Regions from separate parts of the Mus musculus genome. Here region 2 is linked to region 1. Evidence: chromatin loops called from intact Hi-C (ENCODE). Cell type or tissue: left cerebral cortex. All regions are shown on one strand. Each heading gives the region's core, and the rest is flanking DNA. Links, peaks and the distances in the headings are about the cores only. Region 1 holds the start of Prkaa1 (protein kinase, AMP-activated, alpha 1 catalytic subunit). Region 2 holds the start of Ghr (growth hormone receptor).

The links. Peaks named below come from ENCODE experiments on the same cell type or tissue, not always from the same donor. Only the 100,000 strongest peaks of a DNase experiment are listed, where the experiment ranks them.
Region 2: it touches region 1 in a loop (8-fold over the local background); 1 of 42 quality-filtered maps calls a loop at or near these places.

Annotation. Positions count from the first base shown.
Region 1 is chr15:5,141,575-5,145,959 of GRCm38, forward strand. It overlaps Prkaa1 (protein kinase, AMP-activated, alpha 1 catalytic subunit), which reads left to right and starts at 2,287. Exons shown (of 9, transcript NM_001013367.3): 1 at 2,287-2,421. The coding sequence starts at 2,295. In left cerebral cortex, for the core only: CTCF peaks have their summits at 2,089 (motif pointing right) and 2,797; DNase peaks (open chromatin) are centred at 2,016, 2,513 and 4,075; H3K4me3 peaks cover 2,294 bases; H3K27ac peaks cover 1,442 bases.
Region 2 is chr15:3,581,778-3,586,162 of GRCm38, forward strand. Ghr (growth hormone receptor) reads right to left here and starts at 1,575. Exons shown (of 11, transcript NM_010284.3): 1 at 1,223-1,575. RefSeq lists promoters at 1,311-2,784, 1,311-1,495 and a cis regulatory region at 1,631-1,765. In left cerebral cortex, for the core only: a CTCF peak has its summit at 1,760; DNase peaks (open chromatin) are centred at 218, 501, 738, 1,429 and 1 more place; H3K4me3 peaks cover 1,787 bases; H3K27ac peaks cover 1,007 bases.

The sequences.
Region 1 (4,385 bases), core at 88-4,087:
GTATAATTGTATCTGACAATAACATTTCGCAATCAACCAAACCAAACCAAACCAAACCAAACCAAACCAAAAACCAAAACCTAAACTCAAACTCCCCAGTTCTGTGTATGATCTTTAGATTTTGAAGATTGCTTTTCCTCTGGGACAGTTTCAGTCCTGCTAGCCTGAGCTCTCCATGTAGTCCCAAACCTCATAGGGATACATCTGCCTCTGTCCAGGAGTGCAAGCAAGATTTAAACAAGTGTATCTCCGTGCTTGATGCTGTAGTAGGATCTCAAGGCTTCACAGTTTCAGGAAAAACTGGCGAGTGGTTTCACAAAACTCAGCTTCCTTTCGCTCCTTGGCAACATCCTGTTGACGTAACGGGACTGTTTTGTGATTATTTGCTTTTCCCCTTTTAAAGCCTTTACTTAATGTATGCATGTGTGTACTGTAGGTAGGCCTGTGGAGATCAGAGTATAACTTCTGGGAGTTCACTTTCACCTTCGGCCATGGGGGTCCTGGGGTTCAAATTCAGGTCTTCAGGCTTGACAGTGTGTGCCTGTAACTGTCGAGTCATTTATCCCACTTTAGTTCATGTTAGTTTTGAGAATCTCAGGTAGTTCAAATCAGCCTTAGTGTCCCTAGGTGGAGAGGATGGCCTTGAACATGTGATCTCCCTAGCGATAATCCCCAGAGTGCTGGGATGGCAGGCATGAGTCATCATTCTCACTTTTATAGGCTACTGAGGATCTAACCCAGCACGCCAGGCCAGCACTCAACCAAACGAGCTACAGCCTGAGACCACTGATTTCTTGTAGATTAAAAGAAACAGTAGAACCTTCCTGGGCAAATGTGAAGTAACTTAAAATGCCAGATCAAGGGGTGGGAGAATTGAAAGGGTTTCCCCCTCCTTGAGAGAATCCAGAGCTATTTCTGCCTTATAGTAATCCTTGTAAAATAGAGAGTTGATTAACGAAGATTGCTCCCAGTTATTGTTCTTGGCGGAGAAGCAGGTGTTTCTCAACCCGTGGGTCACGACCCACTACGGGATCAACCCCCTTAGATCATCAGGAAACAATGATATTTACATTGCGATTCATAAAAGTAGCAAAAAAAAAAAAAAGCTATGAAATAGCATTGAAAATACCTTTATGATGGGAGACGGGTCACCACAACATGGGGAACTGTATTAAGGGTCATAGCATTAAGAAGGTTGAGAACTATTGCTCAAACCTTAAAGCAGCTTTCTTCCCCCTGAATACTTTTTCTTGGAACAAAAGCGTTTGATGTTACATTGCTTTGATGTCATAAGCCAGAATATGGGAAAACTAGGAGTGTTGGTAATTTTCATCCCAAAGAAAAATGACATTTTTCGTCTCCAAAAAAAAAAAAAAAAAAAAAAAAAAAACCACAAAAACAAAACTCCATCCTTTTTCTCCATCGACATTGATAGAGATTCAAATTGCAAAATCGAAGGATGACATATATATTTTTACCTATTGTTAGAACTGAGTAACAGATTCACTTCAAAATCCTGTTACAAATAAACACACTTCTTTGGTGACTGGATATGGCTCCATTTATACAAACAACACACTTTTTCAAGTGGACTGAAAATGTACATTTTATTGAAAATGTAAAAATATTAGTTTCTAAACACGATAAGTTCGGGATAACACCTCTTTCTGGAATTCACATAGCTCACACACATTCCACAGGGGAAATTTGACGGTAGCAAATTTCCTAGGAAGTCTCTCCAGGATGTGCGGTGTCCCATAGTAATTTACTGGCTCAGAGTTTTTTTTTGTTTAAAGCAGTGGTAAGTATTAAAAGTGCAAGTGAAAACACCCTTGGCTTCCAGATGACACCGAGATGAGATGAAAATCAAGATTTCAAGTCAGTGGTAGGGCGGTGTCCCCTGTCTTGTTTCAAAGCACGCCGCGCTATCCCCGGGCAACGTGTAAGCAAGCATCGTCCTCCTGGGAATTACGGGGGTGGGGTGCTGTACCGCACCCACAGACCCTCGGGTGGCCGCGGTCGGCTCCGCGGCGGGGGAAGCCCTCCCGCGCGCAGAAGCGCGGGCGCGCGCAGAGGGATGCGGGGCGCCGAGGCGAGTACCGGCGCCGCTCCCGCCGCCTAGCCCGCCAGGGGGAGCGAGTGCGCTCGGCGGCCGGCTGCGGGGACTGCGGGGCCTGCGCGGGCGGTGGCCGGCGACTGCGCCCCACCGCGGCGCACCCGCGTCCCCACCCCCTCGGCGCCCGCCCGCCCCCGGCGCGGCCCTGCCCGCCCCCTCCGCCCCCTCCCGCGGCGCCATGCGCAGACTCAGTTCCTGGAGAAAGATGGCGACGGCCGAGAAGCAGAAGCACGACGGGCGGGTGAAGATCGGCCACTACATCCTGGGGGACACGCTTGGTGTCGGCACCTTCGGGAAAGTGAAGGGTGAGGACGCCCGGGCCAGCGCGGACCCGGCGAACGGCGAGCGACTGCGCCTTTCGCACTCCGCATCCTCCCCCGCGCCCGCCTTCCGGGTGTCTGGGCTCCGTATCCCCGGTCCGGGCGGCGCTGGGAGCGGAGCCCGAGGCTGCCGCGGGCTGCAGAGCTGTGGGGTCCGCCGCGGTGGGGTGGGGGCGGTCGCCATGGCGACGGCGCGGCGCCGGAGGGGCGGGGATGGCTCTGGGTGCAACTTTCCCAGGCGAGGGAGTTGGGCACTGAGCGCGCGGGGGCGCCCGGCGCGGACGAGGGGGTCTCTTGTGGTCTTCTGATCCCCTGTGTGCCCTTGGCGCAGAGCCAGCCCATCGCGCCCTGGCGGTCCTCGGAGTTGTCGCTGCCTCGCTTTTAGGAGGTTGTGGACTAAAGTGCTTCTTCGGTTTCCTGAATCGAAATGTGTTCTTCCAAAAGCAAGGTAGCTGTGGAGATACCTTTCAGAAATAGTAATGCCCTTGTTAGGACTATTGATCTCCGTCAGGACTTTTGATGCATATGCCTGTGAACTGGCGCGGTGTTTCCTATGCGTGGTTTACAGTTGGATGCAGATGCTGCTTTTAAGTGATTCCGTTTTCGGAAGTTTTGCGGTTTCCGAGAGCTATACCTGGTAGGTAGGGCATATGTTAACTCCAGATGGTATTTATTAGCTTATAGGTATAGTTTCCGTTTATTCTCACAGTATATTTATATTTTAGTAATTCAGTGCACATCATTTGGACTTTTTGTTCGTTTTGGTAGAATCCCCTGTTACCGCCTTAGCAAAAGCACAAGCATTCTGTCTTCAACTAACTACTCTAGCCCACCACCTGTGACAAGGAAAATTCTGATTACAACCTTTGTGAGGTGGACTTTTTTCCCCTTTAAAATATTTAAGCCTGCTATTAAGTATTTAGAGGAAGGAAGTTTGGAGCTGATAAGAAATAATTCATACATTGGTTTTGGAGAAATAATAGACTATGGCCTGCATATATAGTAAGCTCCTTAGTAGATATTTGATTGAAGTGAAAAAGTTTGTCAAATTACACAGCAAGCTAACTGAGCTCCGTTCTCCCAGGAGGGCAGAAAGAGCCCTTCCTTCTCTTGCCCTTTCCCAGTCCTAAACGGAAAGTTGCTGTGTTACCCTCAGGGGAGCAAATGCCTAAACCTACCTAGGAAAATCAGCAAGCCAGACAGTGTGAAGGAGGAGTAGGTGTGGTCTAGGGCCTAGCACTGATCATGGTTCAGCCAGTGTTCGTGAACACTCTCAGGGTTTTGCTTTGTCTCTTTTTATGCATGCATGCATTTATTTATTTCGAGAGAGTGTTACAATGCTGTCCAGGCTGGCTTTGAACTTGTTATTCTTCGTGCTTCAGCTTCCTAAGTAGTTGGCATTAACAGGCAGCTAGCTCTTCCAGTGTTTTGTTTACCTTTAGCTAGGCATCCTTGTTTGCCATTAGAGGTGGTAAGAAGTGCTAATTAAGGCTCTGATGGAAGTGATAAGGCAGACTTGAACTCAGAAGGCTCCTTCCGAAGGCCCTGCTTGGAATGAATGTGGCATCCAGTCCGCCATTCCTTTGACACAGACCAGAGCGGATCAAGCAGACAAGAAAGGAAGAAGGGATTGTTTTCCCGGCCTGGGATTTGACCTGGGAAGTAGCAGTGCCTCGAACCTCCCTCCCAGTGACTCTGCTTTTCCTTAACCTTCACTTCTCCACCCACCCACACAGCCTTCTCTTGAAATCCTATACCATCAGTCATAAGCCTCCTCCAATACAGAGGGCCAGTGTGAGTCAGAGGATCCTAGGCTTCTCGGTTATAATTAAACTTGTCCTTGAACTTGTTAGTTGATGTGGGTCTAAATATTCAGCCAGTTCATTTTAAAACTGTTAAATGGTTGGGATGCTTTTTTTTTTTTGACATTAGTAATAATGTCAAATTAG
Region 2 (4,385 bases), core at 91-4,090, 1.6 Mb before region 1:
CTTCCCACTACCTTTCTCTGTCAGGCCAAGACCTCCTGGAGATACAAACAGCAGGCAGCATCTCTATGGTTTCTTTCTCCCACTCAACACCCTGATTCAGGAAGCCAACACACCTCCCAATGCGCTCCCACACACGCGTGCAAACATACAGCACACATACATACTGCACACCTCTTCAGCACACACATCAGAGCTCACCACGGAAACCTGCACCCTGGTCCCAGCAGACGTACTCCCCGGTGCTATATATAAAGTCCTTGCCCAGAAATAGATTTCCCCACGCACCCACAAGCGGATAGTCCCATGTTACAACCACTGCTTGCAGCCAGCTCTCTCCCTCTCTCTCTCCAGACGTGACCCGACTCACCCGCTCAGCTCTCAAGACTCTGCAGTTCTATCAGAACTTTGAGCCTGGTTGATTTCATAACCACGAGTGTGTCCAGCGCCGGGACAGTTTGGCTTGCCACAATTTCCACTCACCCCAGTTCATGGAGGCTCTGGCGTCGGTGACTCTGACTCCAGCTCCTCTGCTTCCAGCTTGCAGCTGCAGCCTGCACAGACTGCGCAAAGGCAGAGCGCTGCGGGGGTCGCGTGCTTCACAACCCACCCTCCGGAGTCCCTCAGGCCATCACACCCAACCAGGAGCTCGCTTCAGACAGCAGCAGCAGCTTCCACAGTCCTTGCTCCAGGTTAGCAGGCTGATGGTGACAAACACACTCGCGAAACTTTTAAGACCAAGAAAACAGTCTTAGGAAGAAACCTCTCCTTGCATCTCACAACCTGGTTGGAGCAGGCTCCAGGCTGGGACAGTTCGCTTGCTGCCCCCCATTCCTTGTCGCCCACATCAACTTTCAGCTTCACTCAGCACCAAGAACAACTTACACACACACACACACACACAGGCGCGCGCGCGCACACACACACACACACACACACACACACACACACACACACTTCTCCAGGACACGGAGGATCGGGTTACACCAACCCATCAGCAGAAAACAACTTTTGAGAAGGGAATACAACCCACTCTAAACTCATCAAAATAAAATAAAATAAAATAAAATAAAATAAAATAAAATAAAATAAAATAAAATAAAATAAAATTATCGGGGCAAATACATAAAAGTGACCCCAATTTTTCACAAGCAGTTGGCATGCCCGGGTCTACTCCCAGGTCTCCTGGCACAATGTGAGGGAAATAAGAACTCCCCTCCAGTACCTCGGAGTTTCGCCTCGGGAGACAGAACGCGGGTTCGTGTCCGCTTGGGGGCTGCTGGAGCCGAGGCCTCAGGCCCGCGTGGACCCAGCCCGGGATCCCCGCGGCTGCCGGGGTTCAGTAACAGCCGTCGCCGCCACCGCCGCTGTAGCAGCCGCCTCTGCCAGTGCCGCCGCTCCCTAGACCGCCTCCTCTTCCCATGGCTGCGCCCTGCTTGGCAGCTCGTGGGTTGTCAGGCTTGGGGAGGAGGAAGGGGGCGGGGTGAAACGGGAAGGGAGGAGGGGAGGGGAGGGGAGAGGAAGAGAGGGGAGGGGTGGGAAAAGGCGGCTGGCGTTCGGCTCTGCGAGGGACCCGCCGCCGCCTCGGGGATCCAGGCTGCCTAGGGGAAGGGCAGCGGGAGCTGAGGGCAGCTAGCTCCGGGGCCGCTGCGGGGAGGCTGAACGCCGCCCCCGCTACTCAGTCCGCAGGGCTGGGATGAAGCTTTCTGGCGAGGAGTTGCGAGTTGGTGCGTGTCGCTCTCAATTGGGCGGCAGGGCTCCTCCTAGAGGAAAATATTGGTAGTTGCGGGAGACTTCCCTCCTCTCCACCCATCGGGTTCCCCCAAAGAAGGCAGTATCTAGAAGTCCTCAAGAACAGGCTGTAAGTTCAAAGAGAGCAGTGCACCTCCTGCAGGTACAGGAAGAAGTAGCCTTGGGAAGTGTGATGAGTCTACTAGGCTTTTTTTTTTTTCCATTTTTTTTATTTTTATTTTTTAAAATATTTTATTACATATTTTCCTCAATTACATTTCCAATGCTATCCCAAAAGTCCCCCATACCCTTCCCCCCCACTTCCCTACCCACCCATTCTCATTTTTTTTTTGGCCCTGGCGTTCCCCTGTATTGGGGCATATACAGTTTGCATGTCCAATGGGCCTCTCTTTCCAGTGATGGCCGACTAGGTCATCTTTTGATACATTTGCAGCTAGAGTCAAGAGCTCCGGGGTACTGGTTAGTTCATAATGTTGTTCCACCGACAGGGTTGTAGATCTCTTTAGCTCCTTGGATACTTTCTCTAGCTCCTCCATTGGGGGCCCTGTGATCCATCCAATAGCTGACTGTGAGCATCCACTTCTTGTAAGACTATGCCGGGGTGTACTAGGCTTTTATCTGTCTAGTTGGTTCCAATTTTCAAACTCCTGCTCACTGGGACATTAAAGACATTCCAATCCGAGAGGTTAAAATAAAAAAAGTGGAGACAAAGTAGGTAATTTACCAAGAATGCATGTTTGTTTGAAGAGAGCTATGTTAGTACGGAACACAGGTCTGCAGGGAAGGCACGAATAAGGTCCAGCCTGAGGTTTGTCCTTGTTTGTGACCTAGAGAAAGACACAGTTTGTCTATCAGACAACAGGCTCTTGCTACCTAGGTCCATTTTGTTGAAAAAAAAAAATTAACCAAGATGGGAGTTGTCAAAGCACTTCTTAAAGTCAGAGTGCTGTGTAAGTATTGTCACGAAGCACCAGACGGCTTCACCACTCTCTTCTCCAGGCATAGAGTACAAAGGTACAAAAGTCCAGCCCCGGGGCTGTCTAGCTGTCTTGTATCTGGTGGAGCAACTGGTCATGTGGTCTTTTTACTGTTTGCTTTGTTCTGACAGCTAGTTGTAAGCTCACTTATCTTTAACCTTCCTAACAGCCTCAGCTTTAAAAAGGACCCCCACCCCCTCTTTTCACTAGCTTTCAGACCCAGAGTCACAGTAAAACGTTTAAGCACTGCAAAAGAATAAAATAAGCAATTCCACACTAAGGTGATGGATGGGGTAGAAACGGAGAAACAGAGGACCAAACTCTTTGGAACTTCTGTTTTCAAAGTAACCGTGCAATTGGAAACATTCTCAGCATCTTTTCTCATGAGCCCAGCTGTGTCTCAGCTGTCTCTTATGCATCTAGCATACGGAAAGGGGAAGAGATTCTGGAGATGATATGGATCGTGACTCTGCCAGTCAGGCATTGGGGGTGGTCTGGTTACTGTCCTTGAACCAGTCCTGTGTCACAGGCAGGCTTTCTCTAAGACAATCTCCCTCAATCCCTTGCTTTCCATGTTAGGATGAAGCAGTAGGGGTGCTTACTGTCTCTGGAACTTTTAAAGGGAGAGTTGTTCAGATAGAGAAACCCGAAAAAGGAAACCATGAGGTCAGGCAAAACTCCTGTTGGGTGGTCTGTGCTTGCCAAGCTGGCTGAAAGGGCAGTACTGACAGGCATGGAGACCTGTCAGTCCTCACATGCTTATTCTACTCTCTCGGAGGTGACCTTCCTTGGATTCTGGTGCACCTTGGATTCTGACAGTGTCGACCGATCTCCTTCCGTCCCCTCTGTGCTCACTCCTCTTTCTCCTCTCTCCAAGCCCAAAGAAGCTTCATCAAGCTACCTAGTCTAGTTTCTTGATCTAGAACCTAGACTAGGAAGGACCAGATGGACTTGTGGAAAATTTTTCTACATTCTGATCATGCTCCAAGGCGGTTTCAAGGCCGTGCTTAAACAAAAGCCTGTCCTCATGTTGCTCTGGCTTCAACTGCAGCATCCACTCTGTTAGACATGGAAGCAGATTTCTCTAGACAGAAATGTGACCATGCGTAGACAGCATATGAAAAGATACACTGGATTCTGTAGGAGATTAAAGAAAAGGGCTGTGATGTAACTTGGCAGGGTCTAGCATCTCCTGGGAGACAAACATCTGGGCATTTCGTGAGACTTCCTAGATTGGGTTCACTGAGGCAGACAGCACCTTTGCAAGGATTAAGAGCCTAGGCTGAAAGAAAAGGGGAAAAGGAACTAAATGATAGCATTCTTTTCTCTTTGCTTCCGGACTGTGGACACACACTGCTCAGCTGCTCTGCTCTTCTGCAGCCTGTCCTCACCACATGATGGGTGCATCTTCTTCACCTCCAAGTCAAAATAAACCAGGGGTGGAGAGATGCTTCAGTGACTACGGTACTGCTGTTCAAGTCCTAGGACCTGAGTCCCTAGCACCCGCAAAACAATGATAAAGAGAGCTTGGTGGTTGGCTGGTGCATAGTCAGCACCAGGGATGCAAAGGCAGGCAGAAACCTGGAGCTCACTGGCCAGTCATGGTAATTAGAGACTCCGAGGTCCCTTTGGGAGACACTGTCTCAAAATAACTGAGAA